3 separate regions of the Homo sapiens genome follow, and all the other regions are linked to region 1. A link is a contact called in ENCODE Hi-C or POLR2A ChIA-PET data. All regions are on one chromosome and are shown on one strand. Each heading gives the region's core, a stretch centred on a gene start or an enhancer-like site at or near the end of the contact. The rest is flanking DNA. Distances are from core to core; before and after follow the strand shown. Region 1 holds the start of AATF (apoptosis antagonizing transcription factor). Region 2 holds the start of ZNHIT3 (zinc finger HIT-type containing 3). Region 3 holds the start of TADA2A (transcriptional adaptor 2A).

What was found. A loop is a pair of places that touch in the nucleus more often than their neighbours do. ChIA-PET counts read pairs that join two places held with the same protein, here RNA polymerase II (POLR2A). Pooled maps may share reads with other maps.
Region 2: a map of B cell shows a loop between it and region 1 (21-fold over the local background). The contact joins the promoter of ZNHIT3 here to the promoter of AATF in region 1. A Hi-C loop is called at or near these places in 8 of 168 maps with a recorded cell type or tissue (B cell, CD4-positive, alpha-beta T cell, CD8-positive, alpha-beta T cell and 5 more), 6 of 37 single-sample maps with no recorded cell type and 23 of 50 pooled maps.
Region 3: a loop to region 1 is called in a map of CD4-positive, alpha-beta T cell, with 9 times the contacts of the local background. The contact joins the promoter of TADA2A here to the promoter of AATF in region 1. A Hi-C loop is called at or near these places in 2 of 168 maps with a recorded cell type or tissue (CD4-positive, alpha-beta T cell and gastrocnemius medialis), 3 of 37 single-sample maps with no recorded cell type and 15 of 50 pooled maps. POLR2A ChIA-PET finds 5 or more read pairs at or near these places in 1 of 52 experiments (activated T-cell).

What each region holds. Positions count from the first base shown.
Region 1 is chr17:36,946,774-36,951,086 of GRCh38, reverse strand. It overlaps AATF (apoptosis antagonizing transcription factor), which reads right to left and starts at 2,133. Exons shown (of 12, transcript NM_012138.4): 1 at 1,871-2,133; 2 at 682-873. The coding sequence starts at 1,961.
Region 2 is chr17:36,484,561-36,488,873 of GRCh38, reverse strand. It overlaps ZNHIT3 (zinc finger HIT-type containing 3), which reads right to left and starts at 2,193. Exons shown (of 5, transcript NM_004773.4): 1 at 2,089-2,193; 2 at 1,908-1,939. The coding sequence starts at 2,174. LOC105371749 (a long non-coding RNA gene) reads left to right here and starts at 2,195. Exons shown (of 3, transcript XR_934710.4): 1 at 2,195-2,287. RefSeq lists an enhancer at 1,539-2,472.
Region 3 is chr17:37,404,427-37,408,739 of GRCh38, reverse strand. TADA2A (transcriptional adaptor 2A) reads right to left here and starts at 1,854. Exons shown (of 16, transcript NM_001166105.3): 1 at 1,791-1,854. ACACA (acetyl-CoA carboxylase alpha) reads left to right here and starts at 1,904. Exons shown (of 56, transcript NM_198834.3): 1 at 1,904-2,478. The coding sequence starts at 2,441. RefSeq lists an enhancer at 38-722.

The sequences.
Region 1 (4,313 bases), core at 884-3,383:
ACAGACTCCTAACTCTTTTGCAGGGAAGAGAAGGATTATGTGATTTTTTAGAATGGCAAAAAATGAGTTTCACAAATAACTAATATCACACAGTGCTTCAATGCAAGTCCTGGAAAACCAAAGGTCAGGGGTCACAATTCAAGGATAACATGTTCATCAGACACAGTGGTTTTTCAGCTCATAACCCTCTCCAGTAGCCAAAATGCACTGCCTTCTCTGTCACTCCACTGTAGGGTGAGCCATTAGTCCGAACATAAGGAGTATAGCAACTTAATCACTCTGGGCTTTAGATTCCTTATGAAGTGAAATGAAGTAACCTCTAAGACCCTTTCTAATACCAAATCAATGGTCTCTCCTAAGATAACAGATAGGGGTGCCTGACCAACATGGACAAACCCCGTCTCTACTAAAAATACAAAATTAGCCGGGCGTGGTGGTGCATGCCTGTAATCCCAGCTACTCGGGAGGCTGAGGCAGGAGCCTCGCTTGAACTCCAGAGGTGGAGGTTGCGGTGAGCCGAGATGGCGCCATCACACTCCAGCCTGGGCAACAAGAGCCAAACTCTGTCTCAAAAAAAAGATCCGCAGACTACTCTTGCAAAGATCATGGGGGATGACCGGAGGATTTTAACCCTGAAAAAATTAGGGAAGAGAAGAGTTCCATTCAAAAATGTCTACTCACCAGACGATCCTGGCAGAGTCTGCTCCCAATGGTCTTCATTCCATGCTTTTCTAGAGGTGGTTTTGCCGCAATACCTTTTGTCCGTGTCCAAGAGGGAGGCTGATGCCAGTTTTCTAATGCTACCCACTACTAGGAAATCACCTTCCCCATCTTCCCCTTCATCAAACCTGTCAATCACCCTGGCAGCAGTGGCTGTCGGGGGAGAGGGAAAAGTAAACAGAATCTCCAGGTTAGCAGAAACTTTAACGGGAACCCTGGTCGACCCATTTATCTCATAGTTGAACGTCCTTTACGAAATCCCCACCAACTTCCAGGAATAGGAAATTCACTCTCTCCCAAAGTAGAACACTGTCTTACTGCTGTTTCTAAACAGAAAGTTGACTCCTGGCATCTACTAGTGGGATCTATTTCTATGACTTGGATCCTATCAAACTAGTTGAATTCCTCTTCAATGTGTGACAGTCGCTCCAATATCTTAAATCAGTCATCACGTTCTCCCCTCACTCTGTCCCATTCTTTGGGGAGTTTTCTTTGCTTATTCTGGCTAAACAGTCCCGAGTTTCTTCAACTGATCTTCCTAAGATACGGTTCAGCACTCGCATTTATCCCTCCTTATTATCCCTTTCTCACACTTCCGACTCAAGTCTAAAGCGGGATTACTCCCAGCTAGACTCTGAACATCAGCTTACAGAACAGGAGTCTCAGTCGTCAGCCACTGAACAAGTGTCTTGAGACTTCAAGAGACTTAAACAGCACCAGAAAATCCTTCCATCAGTCTCCAACTTAGTTTTGAAGGGCAACCTGAATTAAAAACATGCGACTTTCTTCTCCTCCTTTCTAACGCAATACCAGAAAGGGCATCCTCAAAGCTAACTTCCAACTTGCTAGCAGACTCTCTGGCTCCCTCCAACAGGCCTGGAGCAAGTAAACCTGAAGACCAGCTCCTCTCGGCCTGAGCCCTCGATCTGTTCCGCCCATCCAGCCGAGCACCAAGTTTCGAGTGCGTGTGAAAAGAAGCCGAAGCCCTCCTCCCGAGGCCGGGACCACCCTCGCGGGAGGCGACGTTCCTCTGCGCCAAGCGAAGGAGCGCAGGCCCGGCGGCCTCGCGCACGCCCCTCCCACGCCGCCCCCTTGCCCCACAGGGCCTGGCCCACCGCTCCGCACGTGGCCTGCCCCAGTCCGGCCTCACCTTCCTCGGGGTCCGCTTCAGGGTCCGCCTCGCTTGGTCGCGGGTTCAACAACTGTTCCAGTTGCAGCGCCAGGGGCTGCGGCCCCGCCATCGTCACCAGCTCCCGGTCCACTCCGCTTCGCGCACGTAAATGTGCGGCCCAACCCCCGGCCCCGAAGCTCCTTCCCTGCCGGATCCTCTCGCCTTGATCCGATTCCCCGACTCCGCCAGAGACCGCGCGGAGGCCACCCCACAGCTCTGGACCGGCCACTTCCGGGAGGCGCGCGGGAGGGGGCGGGGCCTGCGCGTCACTGCGGGCGTTGCTAGCATGAAGGCGGAAGCGCGCAGAAGGTTGAAGGGATTGGAGCCGTATGGGCGCGTGTGCGCGTGCGCGTGCGAGTGCGCGGGAAGGGGCGGTGCGGAAGCGCGCCAAGGCACGTGACCGCTTCTGTCGCTGAGATGCGATTGCGATGCGCGCGGCCAGTGTCCCCTTGTACAAAATATGCCTCGAGATTTGTGCGAGATTCGCTTAGGAATAAAGCATAGCGTAGCCGTGGCCCACGGTGGCTGATTTGGGAAGGAGGAGGGAGTAGGGCTTAAGCTGCTCGAATCGCGGGTGCGCACTCGGGCACGCAGAGACTGGGACCCAAAGCAGGTTTGTCATTTCGCAATTTATAGTAGTCTGAGGCCGGGCACACGCCTCCCGCCCTTCAGCGGCCAGGATTTGGGAATCCTATGTCAGGGATATGCACGTGTAAGTGTGTGGCGGACTGCTGGCGTCTTTCTTAATGGGAATACTTAGGAATCGCTGTGGCTAAAGATAGTTTCAGTAGCGTCTCTAAGTACCCTTGCCTGAGCAAGGGAAAGGGGGTGGGGTGTGGATTACTCCACTGCATACCCCTCGGTATTGATTATCTTTGCTGTTCAGAGATGAGGGCATGCTCAGGCAGCTTAAGCAGGTGCACAAATGCAGAAAAATACAGGTCTACCGTTAGAGGGACAGACTCAAAATATAAAGACTTAATAGTATAAATGTAATTGCACCCCGCACACGGAAAGACACAATCGCTTTACATCCTCTTTCCTTCATCAAGCATTCCCTGACTGCCCACTATGTGGCAGGCACTGCTAGATAAGATACAAGATAAGTAAGTTGGATTCTCCCCCCCACGGTAATCAGCCTAGGAGGGTAGACAAACATGTAAACAGAAACTGCAATAAGGGATGATAAGTGTGACTACAAAGTGGTCTATTCTTATGGTATCTGTTGGAGGTTGCCTGTAGAGACCTAGACCCCTCTAAACAGAATCTGCCTCAAAAGGATCCAGAAAAGAGATGTTAGTGGTGCACTGTGGCAGTGCCCCTTGGGTACAGCCCGGGCCAGTTGGATCCCACAGCTGAACAACTGGGGAACCCTCAGCTCTCTACTGTCTCCCATGAAAACCAAGGGAAGAGAGGATCTCTGACTTTCACAATCTTCATATGTCCTCAGGGCCAAGAGCAATAAGAGGACACCACTTTAGTGGAGCCTGTTCCATGTCCCTGTAAAGTGGCCCTTGAAGAATGAAGACAACCAGGGCTGCAGAGGGGAAGGAGAACCTGTCTGAGGGTAAACCCCCTCAGACATGGAAGGAAAAGAATGCCAGGCTAGGCAGGGCACTCAGGAGAAGAAAACGGCTTTTTACCATCCATAAGAGAGCTTAGCCTAAGAGAACAGTTTTTCGTTTATCCTCTATAATTGCAGTCTTGTGCCTGTGTCCGGGCCTCCCAAGCAAAAGTGTGTTCCTTGCTCCTTGACAAGGTGCCATGGGGCTTCAAAGGACAAAAATGTTTCTCCCACCCCACATTTAAGAAACTACCTCCTGCAATCCTATCCCCTTGCTATGTTGGGTACTTACAATGCTTAGAAACCTGGCCTTTGAGGTAAAGAGAAGGAAGAAAAGAGAAAGGGAGGTGAGTCACTGCAGAGACCACCTCTAAGCTGTCATGCAAACAGGACACTGCTGGTCAATTTGGGGGCTGTGCTGGGCAAACACTCAGCAGAAAATGCCATAGACCTGTTTACTTACTCTCCCTTCTCTGTCCTGGTCCCTACTGACTTGGGAAGCCATTTTAGCAAGGAATCAAGACCGTTCTACTGTCACACACATCCCAGGGCCCCCCAAAATGTTTGCCTGACCTTATACTGAAGGTAGAAAGAGGACTCCAGGAGTGGAGGGAAGAGGAAGTAATTCTAGGAATTAAGATGCAACTGAGAGTAGTTGAGGCAAGGGACAGGGGAGCAAATTCTCAAATACTCCCTCTGGGGGCCTCTCCCTACCTGCATTCCAGTGTCTTGAGATGGTGGGGGAAGGGCTTATTGATGGGGTAGGGATGGAGATGGAGAGTGGACTGTGGCGAGGAGTTTCAACCTCTGACTGATGTAGAGATGAGAGCAGATGAGAGGAACAGGGAGAGGAGAATA
Region 2 (4,313 bases), core at 944-3,443, 460 kb after region 1:
GGCAGCAATTTATACTTTCAAATAGCTACAAGAGAGGATTGCGAGTGTTCCCAACATGAAGAAATGATTATTTGGGGCGAATATGCTAATTACCCTAATTTGATCCTTAAACATTGTATACAGGTATCGAAGTATCACACTGTAACTCAAATTGTATGCAATTATGTGTCAATTAAAAACAAATATTAAAAAGAAAAATCAACCAATAGGAGGCTTTATATAAATAATGGTCGTACCAACTATATAATGAAATAACATACAGTCCTTTAAGTCAGTGAGCTAGAACTTGTATGCACTAGTCTTTATTTTTAATTTTTTTAATTTTTTTTTAGATGGAGTCTCACTCTGTTGCCCAGGCTGGAGTGCAGTGGTGCAGTCTTGGCTCACTGCAACCTGCGTCTCCATGGTTCAAGCAATTATCCTGCCTCAGCCTCCTAAGTAGCTGGGATTACAGGCGCGCACCTCCACACCCAGCTTATTTTTGTATTTTTAGTAGAGATGTGGTTTCATAATGTTGGCCAGGCTGGTCTCGAACTCCTGACCTCAGGTGATCCACCCACCTTGGCATCCCAAAGTGCTGGGATTACAGGCATGAGCCACTGCGCCCAGCCTGTATGCACTAGGTTTTAAAAAGTGCCCAATATATAAACTCAAATGAGGATGTTGGGTACAGTCTCATTGCTGAGATTCTAAAAGCTAAAAAAAAAAGTTCTATATATTGGTACAAGAGTGGAAATAAGCTGAAAGAATCTACATCAAGCTTTTTTTTTTTTTTTTTTTGAGACAGTCTTGCTGTCTCCCAGGCTGGAGTGCAGTGGTACGATCCTGGCTCACTGCAACCTCCTCCTCCCAGGCTCAAGCGATCTTCCCACCTCTGCTTCCTGAGTAGCTGGGACCACTGGCACAGGCCACCACGCCTGGCTTTGTTTGTTTATAGAGACGGGGTTTCGCTATGTTGCCCAGGCTGGTCTCAAACTCCTGAGCTCAAATGATCCGCCCGCCTCGGCCTCCCAAAGTGCTGGGATTACAGGCGTGACCCACCGCGCCCCACCTACATCAAACTTTTTTTTTTCTTTTTTTTTCCAGACTGAGTCTGGCTCTGTAGCCCAGGCTGGAGTGCAGTGGTGCGATTTCGGCTCACTACAACCTCCGCCTCCCGGGTTCAAGCGATTCTCCTGCCTCAGCCTCCTGAGTAGCTGGGATTACAGGCGCGCACCTCGCCCGCCTAATTTTTGTATTTTTAGTAGAGACGGAGTTTCACCATGTTGGCCAGGCTGGTCTCGAACTCCTGGGCTCAGGTGATCCACCCGCCTTGGCCTCTCAAAGTGCCGGGACCACAGGCGTGAGCCACCGCGCCCGGCCAGGTCACTTCTTTTTAACTGTACAAAAGTGTGTTCACATCATACACAGAACTTACTTGGTTCTTTTTTTCTCTTAACAAATCAAGGACGTCTCCTTGTATTGTACATGGACTTACCTCTTTGTTTCTAACAAGACATTATTTACACGAGTGAAAATACTGTTAAAGTTAGCGCAGTTTCAGCCAAATGGTGAGGGGCTACATCAGAATACTGAGGAAGAAACTGCTAGGGTAGACCTCGGTGGGAAAAGCAATCGGAAACTATTTCTAAGCAAAAAAGAGTAACACGCAGAAGGAGAAGCGGGGTAGAAGAAAGGCTACTGACCAAAACCCTGAGAGCGATTACAGGCAGGGACAACAGAGGGAACTGTCCGACACACAGAGACACCAGGGACCAAGTCAGAGGAAGCAAGGTTCCTGCAGAACCCGCGGAGACCCGAGGCGGGAAAGGAAGCGCAGCCCAAGGGTCCACGCCCCCAAGACGGAGGCTGGACGTGGGGGCTGCCCCGTGCGCAGTGGTACGAGGGCTGGCGGGGACGGGGCTCACCTTTGTGCTTCCGGAAGCAGACTACCGAGCAGCTGTAACAACAGAGGCCACAGGCCGCGTCAGCCCCGAGGGTCCCCGGCCCCTCCAGCAGCCCGCCCGCTCCCGCCCGGCCTCCCGGCCTCCCGCCCTCCCGCCATGGCCGGACACCCGCGCCCCTGGACCCCGCGACCTCCCCGCTCACTAGGGCACGCGGCAGGCTGGACAGCGGTATTTGGGCTTCTCCAAGCAGATCACGCAGACGACGGTGCTACATTTGAGCGACGCCATGGTTTTGTGGAAGGAGACTGTTCACTGCGCCGCCGCGCGCCTCTCACGCAGCCGCGCCCGCGTGCACGCCCCTTTTTCCGTTTCCTAAACGGGGACCAATCAGCGCTCAGCAGGTAGGCAAAAGCAATGGACTGATCCTGCTCACTGTTCCAGCCCTCGTACTTAGAGCGTCGATACACTCGATGCGCATCTATTAGCTGCGTCCCAGGTTTTCCTTGATTAGATCACAGCGTCGAAGAACTTGTTATGTAGCCCAGTCCCTGTCCCTATGCGGCCGTGTGGCTTGGAGCAAGCCATCGACACTGTCCAGGTGTGTTGCCCCGCATGTAAAAAAGAAAACAATACATGGAACTAAACGTCCTTTACTTTCTGGCTGGGACTTCCTGAATCTTGCAGGGACATTGGGGTTCATCCGCCCATCTCATCTGCTTATTCTTGGCAAAGGACAAGTCCAGACATTGGGCGAACCAGAATCGGTTGGATCACGCAGTAGACAGGAACCTGCCCTTCCCAACCTAGACCATTTTTCACTGGGGAAAGAAAGATGAGCCTGAACAGTGGCAAATGTTTGAGCTCCAACTGTGAGCCCTTCCGGGCTGGGGACCCCCCGGGGTCTTCTAATGAAGAAGTCGTCTCTGTCCCCTGGGAACTAAATGCTTAGAGTGAAAGTAGGACGGGGAAACGGGGAGGAAAGAGACTCACTCTTAGAGTCCTGCCGTCGCTACCCTGCACCTGCACGCCCCTGAGACTGAGTGCTTCTTAAATTTTGCACTCTAGGCTCCTCACACCTCCCCCTAGTCCCGGAAGCTAATTGACCAGGAAGCAGGCCAGTGACCACTAGTCCCAAGACGGGGATCCCAGGCAGATGAGTCTGGATAGATGGGCTATGATGGGACTTGAATGCCACCACAAACTTTAGGTTTAGAAAAAGTAATGTTTTTTGTTGTTTGTTTTTTAAGGAAATTTGCTTGCAGCTAGGCATGGCCCAGCCTTACCTTAGCTCCCATCCTACCTGCACTGGGCCCTCCCAGGGCCATAAATCACCCTTACTCCCAAGTGCCTCCTCTTCTGTGTTGGCCGTTCAGCCTTCAGGGTCCCTCTTCAATAAAGGTGTCTGCAGGGATGTATCTGCAACAACCGAGGCAGTGGTTTGAACCTTGGCTCAACCCCCTCCCTGGCTGTGTGACCTGGAGGGGTTGGTTACCCCCTCTGAGCTCCCTCATCTATTAAAGTGGATGTTTGGGCCTACTTTCCTGAGCTGTTGTAAAGCAGAGAGGAGACCATGTGCAAAAGTTTTGTAATCAGAAGTGCTACCTGATATCTAGAAAGAGTCTTAACTCTCATGGATCTCCGTCTGGACCGCATGAACATAGGTCCCAGGCCCCAAGCCATGCTCTCCAAAACAGTTCTGCCGCCTGCTTCTTGAGTGGGAGGTGAGTAATTATCCTTCCTTTGGGCGTGGCGACCCAGTCCAGTCCTCAGTGCTGAAGCTGCTGGGCCCTCTGGCCACCTGCCTGTCCTGCTTGCAGCTGCCCCAGCCTCCAACTTCTGCCCAGGACCCAGCTTAGAATCCAAAACGGGTCCACACAGGCCCAGTAACCCGCAGCGTTCCTCATATTGTTCAACAGTTGTACCACTGATGATTTGAACTTGAAGCATCCCAGAAAGTCCAAGCTTACCTGGGAAGGCCAGAGAAGGCCAGTGACTTGTCCAGGGCCATATTTAAATCCTGTGCCAAGTCGGGCATGGTCGCATCAGCCTGTAGTCCCAGCTACTTAGAAAGTTGAGGCTGGAGGCTCACTTGAGCCCAGGAGTTCAAGGCTGCAGTGAGCTATGATTGTGCCACTGCATTCCAGCCTGGATGACAGAGAGAGAGAGACCCCGTCTTAAAGACGAAAAATTTAGGCCAGGCGCAGTGGCTCACGCCTGTGATCCCAGCACTTTGGGAGGCCAAAGCAGGCAGATCACTTGAGGCCAGGAGTTCAAGACCAGCCTGGCTAACATAGCAAAACCCTGTCTGTACTAAAAATAGAAAAAATTAACTGGGTGTGGTGGTGCACGCCTGTAATCCCAACTACTAGAGAGGCTGAGGCACAAGAATCGCCGGAACTCTAGAGGCAGAGATTGTAGTGAGCCAAG
Region 3 (4,313 bases), core at 605-3,104, 460 kb before region 1:
GCCAAATTTACTGAACTTTTTCAATTTGCTAGGTACCCGTGGGTACCAAGGTGTGGGGATTCTTTGAATCCTCACTCCCACACTTTTGGGGCAAGCTGCTTTTTCAAAAGCAAGCAAGCTCTGAAAGAGTATGTTACTTGCGCAGTGTCTTACAAGGGATAGCTGTGTCATTTCAAATACAGATGTCAAGGCTGGACGCAGTGGCTCACGCCTGTAATCCCAGCACTTTAGCAGGCCGAGGCAGGCAGATCACCTGAAGTCGGCAGTTCGAGATCAGCCTGACCAACATGTAGAAACCCTGTCTCTACTAAAAATACAAAATTAGCTGGGCGTGGTGGCGTATGCCTGTAATCCAGCTACTTGGGAGGCTGAGGCAAGAGAACTGCTTGAACCCGGGAGGTGGAGGTTGCGGTGGGCTGAGAACGCGCTGTTGCACTCTGGCCTGAGCAACAAGTGTGAAACTCCCTCTCAAAAAACAAAAACAAAAACAGACGTCCAGTAAAGGATGCACAGTCAATAGGGACTGATCAACACTCGAAAAAGCACAGTAGGAGGCCGGGTGCGGTGGCTCACGCCTGTAATCTCAGCACTTTGGGAGTCCCAGGTGGGCAGATAACCTGAGGTCAGGAGTTCGAGATCAACCTGGCCAACACAGCGAAACCCCATCTCTACTAAAAATACAAAAAATAGCCAGGTGTGGTGGCGGGCGCCTGTAATCCCAGGTACTCGGGAGGCTGAGGCAGGAGAATCGCTTGAACCTGGGAGGCAGAAGTTGCAGTGTGTTGAGATGGCGCCATTGCACTCCAGCCTGGGCGAAAGAAACGCCATCTCAAAAAATAAAAAAATAGTAGGGCCGGGCGTGGTGGCTCACGCCTGTAATCCCAGCACTTTGGGAGGCCGAGGCGGAAGGATCACTTGAGGTCAGGAGTTCGAGACCAGCCTGGCCAACATGGTGAAACCCCACCTCTGCTGAAAATACAAATATTAGCTGGGCGTGGTGGCCCACGCCTCAGGCACGAGAATCGCTTGAGCCTGGGAGGCGGAGATTGCAGTGAGCCGCGATCGTGCCACTGCACTGCAGTACAGCCTAGGAGAAAAAAAAAAAAAGGCAAAAAAGCACAATATTGCAGTCTGCAGAATCTTCTTTCTCCCCCTTTCACAAGAGACCACATTCTGACACCAACTTCCGTGGAAACACTGGCGCTAGCTCCAAACTAACAATCGCCAAATTCGAATCAGTTACCGGGAGAAGGAAGTGAGGCACTTCGCCGGGCAGGAGTCCACGTTGGGAGGAGGAAAGGCGCAGGCTCCCGAGTTGTGGAGCCAACGTTCAAATCCTTACGGGGTGGGACCGGCCTGGGCCAGTCATTTTACCTGCGCCTCAGCTCTAACAGGGTACTGAAATACCTACTTTGGGGGGCCTGCTAGGAAATTCAAATGGGCAACGCTGGTCAGGGGCATCTGGCACAGTGGCCATTCTTGGTAGAGCTACGCGCTCCAGGGCTGAGCGGGAAATGGCGAGGCCGGGGCACTGGGGCACCGCCCAGACGCGGGGCGGGCCCCCGGGGTCAGGCCCGGCCCCACACCGCCCTCCCCCACAGAGCGGCGAGGCCCGCCGCTGCCCGCCCGCCGGCCCGCCAGCCTGCCGCGTCAAGCCCGCCGCCGGGGCCCGCAGCCCGCGACTCCTCCCCCGCCGCACCTCGTGGCCCCCGCTTCTCCCTAGTCCCGCTAGAGGGGCTCGCGCTCCGCCACCCGCCCGCCCGCCCGCCCAGCGCTGCCTGGCGCCTCACCTCGCCGAGACCCCCTAATCCGCGCCAAAGAGCCGCCGGTCGCGCGCGCCTCCGGGCTTTGCGTGCGCGCCCCCGGGCGGCGCAGTGGCGAGCGCGCCGCGTGCCGCGCGCCCGCCGCCTCCGCCCCTCGGCCGTGGAGGCCCCCGCCGGGTGCTGAGCGCCCGCCACCGCCCTCTTGGCCTTTTCCCGGTCCCCGCCGCGCGCCTGCTGCTGTCCCCGTGCCCGAGGACTGGGAGGATGGGGCTGAGCCGCTTGCCTGACTTTTGATCCGACCAGTAATCACTTTGCCCGTGTGGCGCGTGGCCCGTTGCCTGAGGCTTCCTGGCGCGTGGGGCTGTTTGGTCCCCTCCGGAGTGCGGTGAGGCGGGCCGAGCCGGGACTGCCTGGGTTTGGGGATAACGTTCCCATCTCCACCCCTGTTGCAGCAAGGGAAATTGAGGCTGAGGGAACTGGGCCCAGGGACGGCGAGCCGTGGCGCCTCTCCAGTCCGGGCCCCGAAGGGCTGCTCGTGGATGAACCAGACTGATTTTAAGGGGTGAAGAGGGTGCGTTTCAATCAGATGCTCCTGGAACGTCGAAATTGTCTTCTTTGGAAAGAACCATCCCCTCTTTGGGCTTCAGAGGCCCAAATTGAGGCGCAATGATGAGAGGATGTGGTGGTCTACTCTGATGTCAATCTTGAGGGCTAGGTATGTCCCAAGATCTCTTATTACTGCTGTTAATGATGATTCTAATAGCTACCATTTGTCGAGTACTTATTGCATGCCAGACATTGCACAAAGCAGGTTACACATACGGTCTCATTTAAAACTTGTGAGGTAGGCACCTGTTGTTATCCCTATTTTCCAGGTGAAGAAATCTAGGCACTGACATAAATAACTTGGGATCACACTGCTAGGAAGTACTGGGGAAGGGAATTCAAACCATGGTTTATCTGAACTATATAACTGTTACATCTATTTAGAAGTCTGCCTTTGATAAATTTGCCCAACCTTTTTTTAGAATTCACTTACACTTTATGCCTGTGTGAACCCTTTCATTCTTTTTTGGTATATGCATAATACAAGTTCATTCCAAAAAAAAAAAAAAAAAAAAGCCCTGCCGGGCGCGGTGGCTCACGCCTGTAATTCCAGCACTTTGGCAGGCCGAGGCGGGCGGATCACAGGGTCTGGAGTTCTAGACCAGCCTGACCAACATGGTGAAATCCCGTCTCTACTAAAAATACAAAAAATTACGCGGGTGTGGTGGCAGGCACCTGTAATCCCAGCTACTCCGGAGGCTGAGGCAGTAGAATCGCTTGAACCCTGGGGGCAGAGGTTACAATGAGCCAAGATCTTGCCATTCCACTCCAGCCTGGGCAACGAGAGCGAAACTCTGTCTCAAAAAGAAAAGAAAAGGAAAGAAAAACCACCTCCCACCAGGTTAAATAAATAATTAACATTTTGGTATGTACCCTTCCAGACATTTTCCTATGCATCACATCAATAAATATATGATAGGATATTTTACATTTGATGTATCCTGAAGATTAATTCAACAAATGTTTAGTGAGTAGGCTTGTTGTAGGTGCTGGGAATTCAGCAGTGAACAAAACAAAGTCTCTGCCTCATGGAGCTCATATTATAGTAGGGAAGACTGTCAATAAGCAATATACACATTACTAAATGATAGATAATGCCCAGTAATGTGGCAAGTTTTATGGAAAAATAAATCAGGATAAAAGGATAAGAGTGATATGGGGATTCTCTTAGTTAGGGTAGATAAGGAAGGCCTCTTAGCTAAGGAGGCACATAAATATCTGATCATTTAATGAGAGAAGGAGCAACATGGATTTCTAGAGGGAAACTATCCTAGAAGAGAAGCAGCAAGTGCAGTGACCCTGAAATGGGGATTTGTTTGGCATGGAGAAAGGGCAAGACCAGTGTGGCTGGAGCACAGCAAATGAGAGAAATTAGATGGAAATCAAGGCAGATCATGTATCATCTGGTAAGGTTTGGATTTTATTGGGAAGTGACAGAATATGACGAAGGGTTGAGAGCAAAGGAGTAGCTTTGCTGTAAAAGGATCACTGTGGGCTGGGAGCGGTGGCTCACACCTGTAATCCCATCACTTTGGGAGGCCGAGGCAGGCGGATCACTTGAGGTTAGAAGTTCGAGACCAGCCTGGTCAACATGGTGAAACCTCATCTCTACTAAAAATACAAAAAAAATTAGCTGGGCATTGTGACGGGCGCCTGTAATCCCAGCTACTCGGGAGGCTGAGGTAGGAGAATCACTTGAACCTGGGAGGTGGAGGTTGCAGTGAGCCAAGATTGTGCCACTACACTCAAGCCTGGGCAACAGAGTGAAACTGCATCTCAAAAAAAAAAAAAAAAAAAAAATCACTGTGGCAGCTGTGTGGAGAATGGATGGTAGAAATATTAAAATTGCCCTTTGCCTGGTGAAGTGGTGTGTACCTGTAATCCCAGCTACTCGAGAGACTGAGGCAGGAGGATGGATTGAGCCCAAGTTTGAGACCAGTCTAG